Regions from separate parts of the Homo sapiens genome. Here region 2 is linked to region 1. A link is an interaction called in ENCODE POLR2A ChIA-PET data of the cell type or tissue named here. Cell type or tissue: A673. All regions are shown on one strand.

Region 1 (8,000 bases):
TATTAGACAGTAATATTTAACTATTAAAACTTTTAAAACTGGCTACACCAATAGTCATTCTGTATGTCTCTCTGTCTTTCTATAATGCACACACTATCTTAGGTTCTTCTTACATGCGTAAGTGAGAAGATGTGTTATGCTTGAGGAAATGCAACTCTGAACCAACAGGGTGTTCTCTGTAAAGTAGACAAAACATTTCTTCCCAAAGGTCAAATACTGTGAAAATATGAAATGCTGAAATGTGCAATTATTGCATCTTGTAAATTATTTTAAAGTCTTCTGTTTTTAAATTTATAAAAATGTAATTGTTCTATTTGGTGTTTCTTCCTTCACTCAATAAGCCATCATCAAGCGCCCAATGTGTCCTGGCATTACAATAGGTGCTCTGGGAATAAAGAGAAAAAACAGTCGGCTTCTTCCAATTTCTGACTATATAAGGTAGAAAAGGGAAAAGATAATACGATTTTAACAGCATATGAAATATTATAAAAGTAAGAAAATGATACTATGGGAAGTAATTGGACAGACACTTAAAACAGATTTGGGCTGTCTCAGGATATTTTATAATCTTTAAAAATGAATAATAAATGTGGATTCAAACCTGTAGTTTTCCGTGGTTTGTGGTAGGGTGAGACTACAGTTGGGCCCCTTTGCGTGGTTTTTTAAATAAGATTGAGCAGATGCTATTTCCATTTAAATAAAATGAAATGGGAAGAATGACTGATAGGTATTACATAAGGTTATGATCACCCATACACACACACACACACAATACTAAATAACTCAGTGAAGCTCCTTCAGTAGGAGTTAGCCAGGCAAAATCAAGAGGTGATAGTTTTAAATGAGGGAAATATAAATGGTTTCAGAAATTTTCATTTGAAATGATTAATTGGGCAGGTTAAATGCTAGAAAACTTCAAGACAATAATTTGGTATCCACAGCAACTGCACTTTTAGTTTTTGTTGATAGGTTTATTTGTCTTGTCTAGTTGTTTGACTCTCAATCAGTTTTTTTCTCATCAGAATGTAAATATATTTTGGGCAAAATCTACTTTTGCTCTCACTGCAACTCCCCTGAGCACTCAGGAAATGTTATTAAGTAAGATTATGAATAAGGAGATAATATTTGCTGGAAGTGATTATTCCATATTTTAAAAACAAAGCGATGTATAATGCATTTACAAAAAGTGTTTTGTTCTTGTTTTGTTTTGCTTTTACACTAAACTGTGAAAGAGTACTTCGCAAATACTGCACAGATGAATTCACTGAGGGTCTTGTGAAGTTGCAGACTCTGATTCAGTAGGTCTTGAGTGGGGCCAAAAATCCTTCATTTCTAATAACATTTTGGGTGATTCTGATGCTGCTAGTTCACAGAACACACATTGAGGAGCAAGAGTGTAACATTTGGCTTTCATTTTCTAAAACTGCATTGATGTTATGTCCATGTCAAGAACTTGGAAAAAACACTGTGAGATGGAAGCATTCCCCACCCTTTACTGGCGCTGCCTTACCACCTGTTTGAGGCTACAGCATTAATAAACACTGGACATGAGTATTCGGAATCCAGCAACAGTGGTCTTACTCACCTGAGTGTTCTTTCTTTGGTGACTTTGCTGTATCAAAAAGGAAAGAAAAAAAAATCAGCATTCTATGTCATTCAATTGTAATTCAGTATTCAATTGCAAATCAAATAATATTATGAAATTGTGAGAACAGAGGAATTTAAAAACAGTTACCTGGTTCCACATGTTTTTCTTTCTTTTCCTGTTCTGAAACATATTATTATTGTTATTATTATTATCGTTATTATTCTAAAGTTTATGAATCCCAACTTAATTGTTTTAACACAAAGAAACATGCATGTGCTGATGCCAGATTGCAGCAACTAATAATGGCTTACATAAAAAGGCTAAGATTATATACTTAAAATAATTCTTTTTTCCATTTATCTTGGGAGTTTCCTTATGGGGCAGCATCAAAATATTCTGAATATTAGAGGAATTTGAATTTTTTACAGATGATAAACCAGAAAAATAAAATAGAATCCATAAAGGGTGAAAAAAATTAAATTTGCTATTATATTAGATCAATATGAAATAAATTTGAGTCAAAATAGTAAGTACAAAAGATAATTATTACAGCTTTTTAAGAAATTGCTTAGTTTTTCTGAGACAGGGTCTTGTTCTGTTGCCCAAGTTGTAGTGCAGTGTTATAATTCTAGTTCACTGCAGCCTCCACTTCCTGGGCTTAATTGATCCTCCAACCTCGGCCTCCCAGGTAGCTGGGATTACAGGCACACACCACCATGTGTAGCCAGATTTGTAGTGTGTGTGTGTGTGTGTGTGTGTGTGTGTGTGTGTGTGTGTGTGTGGAGACAAAGTCTCACCATGTTGCCCAGGCTGGTCTCAAACTTCTGGGCTCAAGAGGTCCACCCACCTCAGCCTCTCAAAGTGCTAGGATTACAGGCATGAGCCACAGCACCGCAGCTTATTGCAGTTATTTTAAAATAATTCTCAGAAAGATGAAGATTAGCACATTTCACGTGGACTGCCTCTTCTAAGAATCTTCTTACATGGAAGAAATAGCTGTTAAGCTAAGACAAAGGCTTTGTGAGGCATATTTAAGACACTAAAATAGAAAAAGAAGTTTCAGGGTAAAACATTTGCCTTGCTTTTAGGACAAATGCTCCTTTTGGAGTCCTCTTTATATAGCGTTTCTTTTCAGGAATCTACTTTTGTCAATATTGTATGAGACAAAGCATTATTTTGTTCTCAAGATTAAGCTGACATTTACATTATAATAAGTACTAATTTTATAAGAATTGCAAGCACTAATTTTACATGAAGTGCTATCATCTACATTTCTATTCTTATTTATTTTGCCTTGACAACCTTGTCAAATTAATGTAAAAGAAGATTTTCAAGAAATACTTTAACATACCCACATTTTTATCTGATATTTTAAAGAAGAATGGAAAGATTCTTAAAGTTTTATTTAATGAATAGATTTTGAAGACTAGAATATGTTCATACTGAAAGAACTCTACAAACTATATTTTAAAAATATAGAGTGTCATAGAATGCTACGGTCATCACATCAATTTCCCAAGTATACAATTTTGTTAGTCAGGCTTCTAATTAAATAAGTGTGGTATAATGAGCAACTTATCCTCTTTTAAGACAGCCTTTAAGCAGCAAAACAAAAAAATGAAACAAATGGCTTGGCCAAGTGTTGCAGGTCAAAAAGAAGAAGCTATGACGATTTAGCTAAAATTAAACAAAATGAGAACATTATCAAATGTTGTCTGGCAAATGAAGAGCAATTAAATACATTGTTTAATTTATTGCTTAACTGAAGCTCTAATTATAAAACATTTCCAAGAAATTTGTGATGACAGTCACAAACAGTGATAACAGTCAAAAAAGTACTGGAAGCAGATTTGGACATGCATCAGAATCGAATACCAGCTATACATAAGATTAAAAGTTAAAATAAAGTCCCCTCAATCTTATCAGAAAGCTGAAAAATAGCTGTGCTAATTTGTTCATTATATAGGATAGCTCATGGTGTAATTATTGAATTACCTTAGTAAATATACATTGATTTACCCTTTAACTCTACAGGGACTGCAAACTCATGTTTATGGTTGATTTTTGAGGTCTCTTTCTTTTACTTTTTATTTTGAAAAAAATTATAGCTCACAAACATTTACAAAATGTACAGGATGGTCTCTTGTACTTTTCATCCTGTTTCCCTTAACCATAATTAAAAATATCTGAAAAGTGAACAACCTTTAAGTTGTGATTATTAGAAAAGTAGAAGCAAAATAAAATATAAAATTGGGGTGTACCATCGAGTAAAGCAACCCTCAAGATAAAAAATCCAAATCAAAGAAATTCAAAGATACAACACTAACAATAATAAAAGCAAGTCTAGATGATAAACCATAGCAAATGAGTGAATTTGAAAAGAACTGATAGGTGTTTTGAAGAAAACTATTTCTTCTCCTTATTGCTGCCCGAGTCACAATCTGAGGACCTTCTCAAGGAGGGAAACAGTTGGGTTGTGAATGAATGCGTGAAAAGGCATGTTTATTTATTAAGTGCATCAGTGCCCTGAAGATTGCCAAGGAGCTGCAGTGTGTGCAGGAACTTTTAAATCTTATAAACTGTAATAAAGGGCCTTAAGGCTATCTCTATATGTACTTTAATACTATTTTTCGAATCTCCAGTTGTTCTCCATTTTCCTGCTGGTGCAGCGTTTATAGAGTGCTTTCTGTATCTCTGTGCCAGTACTCATCAGTAGCTCTGCACACACGTAAATCTGGAACTGAGAGAACTCTCTGTAGATGGATTGCTCCCCCTGGCTGAGTTGTAGTATAATTTCACGAGTGTCTCCACAGGGCATTTTAGAGCATTTTTACAACGTTGAATGTCTCAGCATCCTTGCTTTTTGTAGGGCCAAAACACATAAATATATTTTAATTGGTATATATTTTAAAACATTTTTGATATCACTAGAATCTTAAAATCTATATTGCTGGTAATGTGCTAATTTTTAATAGTGTATTGAATAAGTTCAAGGGTTTTTTTTTTTTTTGCTTTCTTTTGTTAAATATATCTTATTTTCTTCAGAGGAGAACCTATATTTGTGAAAGACATACATTAAGTTATTGAGCTTGACTGAATTGTTAGCACACAGTCTTAATAGTGTTAAAGCAACAGTGGATGAGGCTGAATAGCAACCCTATTAGACAGAGCTCATAGTGAGTGTAGGGGGGAAATTATGTTATGGGAAAAATGTCATATATCACATGGGCATGCCAAAATATCTACAGATTACAAAAAGAAAGATAGGAAAAAAGTTGTAAAACTAGCCTGTAAAAGAACTTCTAGTCAATTTTCAAAGGACTGACAACTAACCAGATTAGGACTAAATTTACAAAAACATAAGTCAGTTTGGGTTAATGGAATGCAGTTTTACTTTTGATTACAAGCCCGTCAAGAGTATTGTTAGATGATTGCATGAGCTTGAGAAAGAGTTCTAAAAATGATTACTATGCTTCTCAGTCCACTCTAACCCCCAGACTGTGTATTTTTTCACTTGGACAAAAAACAACAGAGTTCACATGCATAAAACATAGGAAAAGCGGATTCAAAATTGCAGGTCTAAATACAGCAGCAGGCAAATAATAGTAGTAAAAAAAAAAGTACACAAATACACTGCATGCATTTCCTTACTTTTTCCCTTGGGTTGTTCTACTGAAAGAAATACAAACAAAATCATTGCTCTTAAAACTTTAAAGATAAAACGTACTACCCTACATATTGATTAGACTGTAATTTTTCCCACCCCTCCTTCCAATTTTCTCTCCTTAAATTTCACAATGAGGTGAAATTTCACAGTGAGGCTCTGAGGTATTGTTAATTACTGTAGGTGCTTCCATAATTTGATTGGCAAATATTATTTGACAATAAATTAACCCAGGATTATACTGTTTAACCATTTTAAATTATTTACACCTGATATGTAATAGTCTCTTAAACACATAAAAACACATGTGAACAAGTCTAGGAGGCACAGGTATACTTGCCAAATGAATTATTCAAGACCGAAAGGAAGAAATCAGTTCCTAATTGATGCCAGTCTATCAAAAAGTAATTTAGTGTGTGCTTTCTAGTAAAATAAATGTTTGATACTGAAAATTTTTCAATTTCTTGTTAAGTAAACATTTCTTTGGAAACAATTACTGTGAAAGGATATGCAGTATTTATTTCCATTACTGCGAAATACTTCTCATAGCAGTATTGTCAGAATAGATTTGGCGCTCTCTCTCTCTCTCTCTCTCTCTCTCTCTCTCAATCTCAATCATTTTTTCTTCTCCTCTATCCCACACATAATTCTTTCTTCTACATCAATCCTTTAAGAAGGTATGCTGTTTCATGGTTCATCAAACATAAGGCAGAAAAAAAGAAATATGTCCAGTACCTTCTGCAGGTTTTTTTGTTTTCTTGGAATCTGAAAACACAAAGATAAATTATTAATAAAACAGATACAATAAATCAACAGCTGATCAGCTCACAACAAATTTCTATAAACAATCAAATAAAATTGATTATTCAACAAATTGATCATTTGTATATTTCTAGAATATGAGACTTAGAAACTGTTCTGTTTTGTGGGAATAAGTATTAGAGTGAAGCAGGAGTGAGAAACTCTTTATAAAATATCTTATATTAATAATATTTTATAAAGAATATAAAACATTGAAAAATATAAAGGAAAATATACCCACATATAATTTATAAAGAAATTTTGTTTTGCCTATGTAAGTTAGTAACCTGTTAATAGAACATCAAACTGAGTAAATATATGCTCTGTTTCCATAAAGATGCTTAGGAGTTCATGAAGTTAACTTGAAACTTTCATTTGTTCAATCTAAGTCAGTCCAGGTGAATTATGTTGCACTGTCTTTGAATAATCAATACACTTCCAATATAGATATTCAGACATTCTTATGGTAATGGAAAAGAAATAGATTACTGTTGACTCATGGGTTACTGATGAATACATCACTATATTTATAACTGTTATGTAGTAATGTCTATTTCGTGGTCAAAAGACATCGATTTCATTTATAGTAGACGGGCATTCAGCCTAGATCTGATAAATTTATTATTTTCTATTATTTAGGCCATGAAACTTTCTGCTCCCACCACTTGAAAATGAAAACAAGAGGTTTTTAAGCTCATTTGTTTTAAGATTGAAGCACCTGAGCTTGAATTTTTGCTTAGAATATTTTATTTTTTAATCTTCTTTGTCCTTTTACTGTTTCTGTAAGAACTTTTAAATTCTCTATTACTGAAATTAGAATCATAATAATGAACTATGAATTGATACCTGCAAAAGGTAGCTAAATTGTTTTCTGGCTTATAATTATCTGGCTTGGAACCTAGAACAGTAGACATTCACTAATAGTTTGCAAGTTAATGGATTTCTGTGCCTTACAGAGGTGTGGTGGTATCACGACTTCACTTCCATGATGAAGAAAGGGAACTAAAATGTTTGGATATGACAATGGACTCATTGTCTCTTCACAAAAGGCAGTTAGATGGTCAACAAAATTGTTTTATGTAACAATAATAATCAGTGCCAGTAACATTGTGGTGAAGGTAATGTCCCACTTCCGTAGATGTATAAGCTAGAAACATATTTTAGGAAACAAACTAAGAAAAGAATCCAGAAAATCATAAAAATTAACATGCTTTTTGATGTGGTAATTCCATTTCTAGAAATCCATAGAGAAAAAAAGCAATATTATCATAAAAATAAATATTTAGGGAAATGCTTTTCTCAGGATATTGCTTTGTGTCTCTCAGTAATGGGCATATTAAACACTACCCTCTGAACAATAAGAGAGTGTTGATGAATTTGTGGTATATTCATACAATAGAAAAATACACAATTATTCAAATGATGTTTTGCTAATTATGCCACAATGTGGAAAATATTAACTAAATAAGATAAATTAAATAATGCAAAATAAAAATAAAAACATAATATAAAATGACTTTATGTGTGCATGTGAGTGTGTATGAAGAAAGATTAGAAGAAAATATGCCAACATACTAATGGTAGTTGTGGACAGATTAAATAATTAGGCAAGATTTTATTACCTCTCTTTCTGAATTTCAAATTTTTCTGTAACACGAATATGTTTTATTTGTAAGGGGAAAAAACTCTTGATTTTAAAAAATAATCGATTCCTGAGACAAAACATTTGCTTAGTCATCATTTGTTAAACACTGTTGTGTCCAGCACACTACAATGAAAATAATTTTAGAATAGATTTTTCTTAATTAACCCCAGCTCTGAAAACCAATGTGAAAAATATTCTTGCTATTTAGTTTGTCATCAGGAATTTTAAATTAGTAGGCTACATTTGCTATCTGAAACATATGTGCTTTGCAAACATTTTCCTATTCATTTTCTTCCTGAATA
Region 2 (8,000 bases), 580 kb before region 1:
CTGGGATTTGAAATAGGCATTTGGGCTCTGGTTCAATTGGCATCTGCTTTTAATTATTGCAGTTTTTAGCCTCTTATAAATCTTCAGTCAGGTAGTGAAATAGGCTGGGATTTCCAGCTTATTTTTTGTATTATATTTTGTTAATTTTCTTTTATAGGATTATCTGTAGGGTAGAGGTAAGTGAAGAGTAGTCTATCAACTCTTTAGCTGTAATCTGCTGTTTTAAAATGGAAGTCTGCAGTGATAGGTATAGCAACGCATCATGCATAAGTCTAGTAACTCTTTATGAAACTGATTTTGTTCTTTACAATCTCTCTCTTTTTTCAGGGATAGCCCACCTCATGTTCCTGTACCTGAACTCTCAACAGACACTGTTATAAATGTGATCACTAATATGACAACCACCATCCAGAGTCTCTTTCCAAATCTCCAGGTTTTCCCTGCGCTGGGTAATCATGACTATTGGCCACAGGTAAATTTGATAGACTTTCAGAAATGCTTAAAGAATTTTTCCTATTAGTAGTGTCAAAATTGTGACAATAACTAGCTAGTGATAGGGCATGGGAATGGGTCTTATAGAGGGAGAATATGGTCTTAATCCTAACCATCAAGAAAGGCAAAGACAAGTACTTCGGGGACTGTAAAAGTAATCTTTTAATACTTCATGAGAAGTTGTATCAATAGTGAGTTTTCAGAATAAAATTATCCAGTTTGTGGATGATTAATTTATGTTTTCCTTCATAATCTTCTTCAATTTCTCTTTTCTTTTGAGTAATGTTCTGGTTCATTTGCATGTCCATGACAAGGTTAGCAAGTAAGGTTAATATTGATAAATATTTACTTTTTCCAGAATTCTTATTAGACCTACAAGGATGTGCATACCCTGATGTAAGCTAGACTGTAAATAAAAACAAAAACTTACAAATTGCCATAAGAAGCAAAGAGGAAGGAGGTCCATGTTCAAGTCATAGTTTATCTAATTAAGACATGATTCAAGGCAGAAACCATGTTCAGAGCATTTAATGCCTGAGATACCCCCGGCTCAACAGGTTTTTATTTGAGAACCAACCTGTGCATAACAGCAAGATGGCCGTCCGGTTTACAGCATCCTATTGTAGTAGTGTAAAATCTTAGATTTGTACCCAGAGATTTTTGTTTAAGTCCAGGGCTGGGCAATTGTCTCCTGTGGTACAAATTCAGCCTGTTGCTTGTTTTTGTAAATAAAGTTTTATTGGAACACAGCTATGTTTCCATTCATTCTACATTGCTTTTGATTGTTTCATGTTTCAGAATAGAGCAGTTGAAATGGATAGAAAAAGTTTGCTGACCCCTGGTCTAGACCTACCCTTCATTTTGTAGGTGAGAAAATGAAGGCTCAGAAATGTGAATTACTTGTCCAAGTGCTCCACATCCCTTGGGAGCAGAGCCCATACGCTAGATCTTTTTACCTCAGATCTGTGTTCGCTTAAACCAACATCCTTTTGCACATCCCTTGCCTTGCCTGATTAACATACTCAATATTTCCCAAACATATCTACTTTCACGCCTCTCTGTGTCCACATTTTTCTCTTTGCTTAGAATATCTTCCATCTCATGTCAAATGAATGCTGAACGGGGGTTTTGATTATTTTTAGTTAATCGAACCTGAATACAGTAATTTTGATGAGTTGTATTCTAGAATAAGCTTAAGTTTCCAGTGACTTCTTGTCCCTGGCCTACTATCTTGAGATGAGTAATATGTGAGTCCTTTTGAGTCAGCCTGTCAACGAGCATTTGTTCCTGTTGATATGTTAGACCACACAGTGAAGAGGCTTGGGAACAAATGAGCTCCAGCAGCCCAAGGTCACACACATTGTGTTTATATGCCTTAGGTGGCAGGAAGACTGGAATATTGGAAAACACAGGTGTTCATAGTCACTAGAATGTAAATCTTTAACCAGCCCTGCTTTCCACTCCCTCCCTCTCCGCCACCACACCTCCCTCCCAGCCCTGCTTTTAATAGCTTGGCCAACTCGGGTGATTCACTTAACCTCGCTGATGCAGAGATCACTCATTTGTACATAGAAGCTAGAAATACCTACCTTGCAAAGCTTTTGTGAGCATTGGTGATATGAAAAAGGCATAGCTTACTATCTGGCACAGCATCAGCCCTCAGTAAGTGGGCTGGTGGTGATTGTCACATTAAGTGGTGACAGGGGATACATGTTTGTAACTCCTTTGAGGATTTGTTTGATTTTATTTTTATCTCTGTCCTCTTTTTGTCAAGTCAGATCTTACAATTCAAAGACAGAAATGCTACCTAACTTCTATAACATATCCTATTATATTAATATATACAGCTAGGGTAAATTGGGCAGCCTACATACCTTTAACAGTTAATTTTTTTTCTCTTTCTAGCTTATGATCTTATATCTAAAAATGTTCTTTCTGTTATTCTACTACCATCTTTCCACCTCACAGTTTCGGAAATGTCAAATGTAACATGAAAGCTCCACAACAAAATTTCTTAGAGGCTGATGTCTGAGATCTAACTCTGGAGAATGTTAGAAACAAATAAATTTCATAAGTGCTATTTTTCCACTGAAATTCTATGTTCATGCAGCATAGCTACATAAATATACATATACAGATGCATGTCCCCACCCATGACATCAGAAGTAGGTATCAGTGTGGACATCCTGGAGAATTCTTCCTGTTGCCACCCAAGGAAGGGTCCCCATTTACTCCTACACTGGCAAGACTGGTGCCACCGAATTTGTGGGTAGGTCACTTTCCATTAGGCTTCATTTCTCAGCAGTGGTTATGTCACAGCCAAAAAGGACTGGGAAGGAAACATGGTGCAATAGACAATTGACTGTGAGAGTAATCATGGGATTTAGACCAGCCCTGAGACTGACACCTATCCCTGGATAAGCCATCTAACTTCTCTGGTGCTTGTGTTTCTCATGTTTAAAATAGAGAAGAAAGTCTAAGTGATTTTTACATAATTCTAAGCTTCTCCATCACCACACCATACTTGGCATCCATCCCAAAGTAAATAAATGGCCAAGACTTTATGGCTTTTTATTATATGATGATAACGATGCGTACCAATTTTCAATCAGAATCTAGATTGGCCTAAGCTGTTGTGTAATTCTCAGACAGGCGACCCTGATCTTGGACACAAACTGAAAATACATGTTTAGTCCAATTAAAACAAGTCATTTGGTTATTACTTGCCCTATATGTATCTATATGTTCATCATGTATTAGACGCATGTATCAAGAACTACTAGGACTTGGGCATCTTCTTGAAAAATAACTTTTGATAAACTCCTCTCAGAAATAGGTCTATTTTACCAATGTACAGAAGTAAATGAAGAGAGTGAAGAAGGGGTTTCAGTCATTTAACATAATTTTTTAAAACAAAATTAAAAACAATTATCCAATTCACAAATGATTTATGGGTTTTTATTCAGTATTTACTTTTTTTTTTTTTTTTTTTTGAAACAGGGTCTTTTTCTGTTGCCCAGGCTGGAGTGCAGTGCAGTGGCACAATCATAGATAAATGCAGCCTCGCCCTCTGGGGCTCAAGCTGTCCTCCTGGCTTAGCCTTTCAAAGTGCTGAGATTACAGGCATGAATCACCATGCCCTGCTTCAGTATTTAACTTTCTTAAAGTTTTGTTTGTTTGTTTTCCTCCAGGCGAGGCTCCCCATTTACTTCTACACTAGAGCTTATGTCATCCTGAAGATACTTTATGATAATAAAAATGTTTTGTACTTAAAATGTGTTATTTAAAAAATCAAAATATTTTGATATAATTTATGCTGCCCTAAAGAGACTTCTCCAAATCAAAAGCATGTGGTTGTAAATCTTTATTCAAAGAGTTAAGAAGCTTATAATAGTTTGAACAGTTCAGAAGACTTTGTTAAATTCTAAAACATGATGTTTTCCCGTTCCCTCGGCATGCTGCATCGGGCAGTGCATGTGCAGGCTCAAACCTGCCTTTGGCATCTCTTTAATGAGCACACTCCCACATCCTTCCCATATCCTAGCCATGCTAAAACATGAGCTTTTCTCTGTACATGGTACACACCTATGGAACTCTGTGCTTTTGCCTGTGCCTATGCCTATGCCTATGTTTGTATCTGGGCCATTGCATTTGCTTTGATGCCCTTTTGTTAAGTTGATAAAGTCCTTATTTAAGGCCTGGCTTAAATAGTCTCTTCACTCTCTAATTCCCTGGGCTACACCTTTTTTGTTTGTTTGTTTGTTTGTTTTTTTGTTTTTTGAGCCAGAGCCTCACTCAGTTGCCCAGGCTGAAGTGCAGTGGTGCGATCTTGGCTCACTGCAACCTTCGCCTCACGGATTCCAGTGATTTTCCTGCCTCAGCCTCCCAAGTAGCTATGATTATGGGTGCTCACCACCATGCCTGGGTAATTTTTGTGTTTGTAGTAGAGATGGGGTTTCACCATATTGGCCAGACACTTCTTGAACTTCTGACCTCAAGTGATCCGCCTGCCTTGGCCTCCCAAAGTGCTGGGATTATAGGCATGAGCCACTGCACCTGGCCCTTGGCTACACTTGATTGTTCTTGCTTCTAGGCTCCCCGGACCTCTGGGTAGTGCCCAGCACATTGTCTTATAGTTAATTGGTTACATTTTATCCCCCAGTCTCCAACTAAGTTATAATTCCTTGAAGATGAAGTCTATCTAATAATCATCCTTGCATCTCTAGATGCCTAACGTAGTAGTCAGTGCTCAAGTAGTGTTTACATTAATTCAGCTGTGTATCTTTAAATTTCAATGGTGGATTATATTGTTTGTGGCCAGGATCAACTGCCTGTAGTCACCAGTAAAGTGTACAATGCAGTAGCAAACCTCTGGAAACCATGGCTAGATGAAGAAGCTATTAGTACTTTAAGGAAAGGTAAGTGAAAGACTTAGTTATTCCTATTTTGCCTCAATTTTTATTCATGTTATTTAGACTTAAATTTTTAATGTTTGCTTGAGTGTGCCACTTCTGGAGCACAGCCCCCAGTTTTTGTGGAGGACAGTGAGTAGTAATGCTGCCTGTGACACAGGTCGTGAACCTGTTTATCTTGCAGGGAGCTCTTCCTGTTTTTCTTCTATTCTTTTTTCTTCTTCTACTCTTAATTAGGTAGGTATGTTCCCCATGGAGCAAAAGCTGAACTTTGGATTTGAATGTAAATAAAAGTGTATGTTTCTAATTGGAAAATTGATTGAGAAGAGAGAATGGACACTAACTTCTAACCAAGCAGCACAATTTTATAAAACAAAGAGCTGGTAAAGTGAGGATAACTAAGCTTTTAACATGGACTTTGAGGTGCTTGGGAAAGTAATGCATAATTAGTGCATAGTAAGGCCTTCCCTGGGTCATGTCTAAAGGCCCTCTGCTCCACTGGCTCTTGACACATCATTATGTAAATCCCTGACATTTTGTGAGCTTAACTGAGGTGTGCAGCTGTTAAACTAAGACTTTGGTGTTTTCAGAATGTTGAGACAAATATTAAGTTAATGGCTAGACTTCTCTCAGTTAAAATACTTCTTTCGGTATTTTTGTTAACCCTTTGGCTTTTGCCACTATTTTGTTATTGTTTTTGCTAGCATGCAGCAAATCATAGTATATATGAATTTGAGACATGATAGCTTAGAATTAGACTATGGTTCTGATTAATCTAGGGAACTATATCTAGTCTTTTTTTTTTTTTTTTTTTTATTAAGATGGAGTTCCACTCTTGTTGCCCAGGCTGGAGTGCAATGGCATGGTCTTGGCTCACAGCAACCTCTGCCTCCTGGTTTCAAGCGATTCTCCTGCTGCAGCCTCCTGAGTAGCTGGGATTACAGGCACCTGCCACCACACCTGGCTAATTTTTGTATTTTTAGTAGAGATAGGGTTTCACTATGTTGGTCAGGCTGGTCTCGGGCTTCTGACCTCAGGAGATCCACCTGCCTCAGCCTCCCAAAGTGCTGGGATTACAGGCATGAGCCACCGTGCCCGGCCTATGTCTAGTCTTACACTTCACATCCTACAAGACACGTGGAGAGCTTATGCAGGTTGAAGGGAGAGCCATAAAGAATGATCAAGATCCCTAAAGAAATGCTCTGCCTTCTAAGGAGACTCAGCATAAAGCAGGGGAGGCAGAAAAAAGCTGAGAAGTGGAATGCAGGCCCTAAGAAAAAGCCATATGAGTTTCATAATGATATCCATTCCAATGATAGCCCTCAAAGATCCAGTTAAACACTGGAGTATAATATTAAGTTAAAAATCATAGAAGCCATCCTGAGAAAGTCTTAAAGGCAAAAGTGATTTGGGGCAGAGATGTCTTGCATGAGGGGCCTCAAACTTTGTCATCCCAGAGGCCCTAGTGAGACCTGTTGTCATTTTCTACTACTTGGACATGAAAGCAGCTTCTCAAAAATAACTTCTGACAAATTCAAACCCAACTGACCTGCTAGTACCATAATAAAAATAATAAGGTGTTGTGACTACAAGAAAGAATAGAGAAAATTAAAGGGGCAGTGATCCATCATGATTGAAAGCTAGGGAAAGCCGTGCATAGTGAGTAGGCTCAGGGCAAAGAAAGCTGGGCCAGATCTTAGTGCCCAGCTCTGAAAGTGCCATTGCAACAGACCCTTGGGTGTCCCACCACCAGTGGTTCAGAGGCGTGGGTGGAATGATGCCTTTAAACCTCCTCTCCCCTGAGATTGTAGCAGCTGTGGTTTGTCTGACCTTTTTTTCCGAGTAGTCTCTAGCAAGATCCATATGTGTTACCATTTTTTGGATTTTATATTTCACAATGTCTCTCATCTTAAGCCCCTAATCATAAAAGTAGAAGTTGATGTGTAAATCTTTCTTTCATAAAACTCAATCTCATTGCTTACTGCCGAAACACTTATTTATCTTTTCATGTGAATATTGGATACAGCTGTTGTTATCTCAATATGTTGGAAGCGATAGCACGGGGCCTGGCACCATAGCAGGTTTGCAGTAAATGCTTGCTAAATCTGATTCTTATCTAATGACAGCCTATCTATGTGCAAACTAAACAATGAGAAATAAGCACCAACCTCCTGACTGGATTGTAAACCTCAGGAATTTGCTTTCACAATGTTTGTGTGTATGTGTATGTTTTCCTAAATGTGTTTTAAAATTGTTTTTATAGGTGGTTTTTATTCACAGAAAGTTACAACTAATCCAAACCTTAGGATCATCAGTCTAAACACAAACTTGTACTACGGCCCAAATATAATGACACTGAACAAGACTGACCCAGCCAACCAGTTTGAATGGCTAGAAAGTACATTGAACAACTCTCAGCAGAATAAGGAGAAGGTAGATCCCATAGACCAAAACCATCTGGGAATAAACGGAAGGCAAAATTTGTATGTTTATTAAACTCGGGGTAGACTCCAGTATCAATAAAAGTATTATAATTTGAAGATTTTTTTTGCATAAACACTTTACAACTCATGGATTTTCTTTCTTTTTTTTTTTTTTAAATTTCGAGATGGAGTCTTACTCTGTTGCCCAGGCTGGAGTGCAATGGCGTGGTCTCGGCTCACTGCAACCTCTACCTCCTAGGCTGAAGCGATTCTCCTGCCTCTGCCTCCCCAGTTGCTGGGATTACAGGCACCCACCACCACGCCTGGCTAATTTTTGTATTTTTAGCAGAGACGGGGTTTTACCATGTTGGCCAGGTTGGTCTTGAACTACTGACCTAGGTGATCCACCCACCTCGGCCTTCCAAAGTGCTGGGATTACAGGTGTGAGCCACTATGCCTGGCCAACTCATTTTAGTTTTAAATTTTTTTTTTTTTCAGAGACAGGGGTCTCACTCTGTTGCCCAGGCTAGAGTGCAGTGGTGTGATCATGGCTCACTGCAGCTTCAGCCTCCTGGGCTCAAGTGATTCTCCCACCTCAGACTCCTAAGTAAGTGGGACTACAGGTGTGCGCCACCACTCCTGGCTAATTTTTTTTTCTATTATTTTTTGTAGA

What was found. ChIA-PET counts read pairs that join two places held together with the same protein. Peaks named below come from ENCODE experiments on the same cell type or tissue, not always from the same donor. Only the 100,000 strongest peaks of a DNase experiment are listed, where the experiment ranks them.
Region 2: POLR2A ChIA-PET joins it to region 1 with 9 read pairs; 1 of 35 experiments calls an interaction of 5 or more read pairs at or near these places.

Annotation. Positions count from the first base shown.
Region 1 is chr6:123,376,131-123,384,130 of GRCh38, forward strand. It overlaps TRDN (triadin), which reads right to left. Exons shown (of 41, transcript NM_006073.4): 15 at 5,988-6,017; 16 at 5,240-5,260; 17 at 1,736-1,768; 18 at 1,586-1,612. Among named protein-coding and RNA genes, the nearest start is that of TRDN-AS1, 59 kb to the right of the region's middle. In A673, a CTCF peak has its summit at 4,371; a DNase peak (open chromatin) is centred at 4,341; H3K4me3 peaks cover 643 bases; H3K27ac peaks cover 3,585 bases.
Region 2 is chr6:122,796,497-122,804,496 of GRCh38, forward strand. SMPDL3A (sphingomyelin phosphodiesterase acid like 3A) reads left to right here. Exons shown (of 8, transcript NM_006714.5): 3 at 328-472; 4 at 4,814-4,910; 5 at 7,168-7,337. Among named protein-coding and RNA genes, the nearest start is that of SMPDL3A, 11 kb to the left of the region's middle. RefSeq lists a silencer at 1,788-2,082. In A673, no CTCF peak of the experiment used is centred here; no DNase peak of the experiment used is centred here; H3K27ac peaks cover 1,451 bases.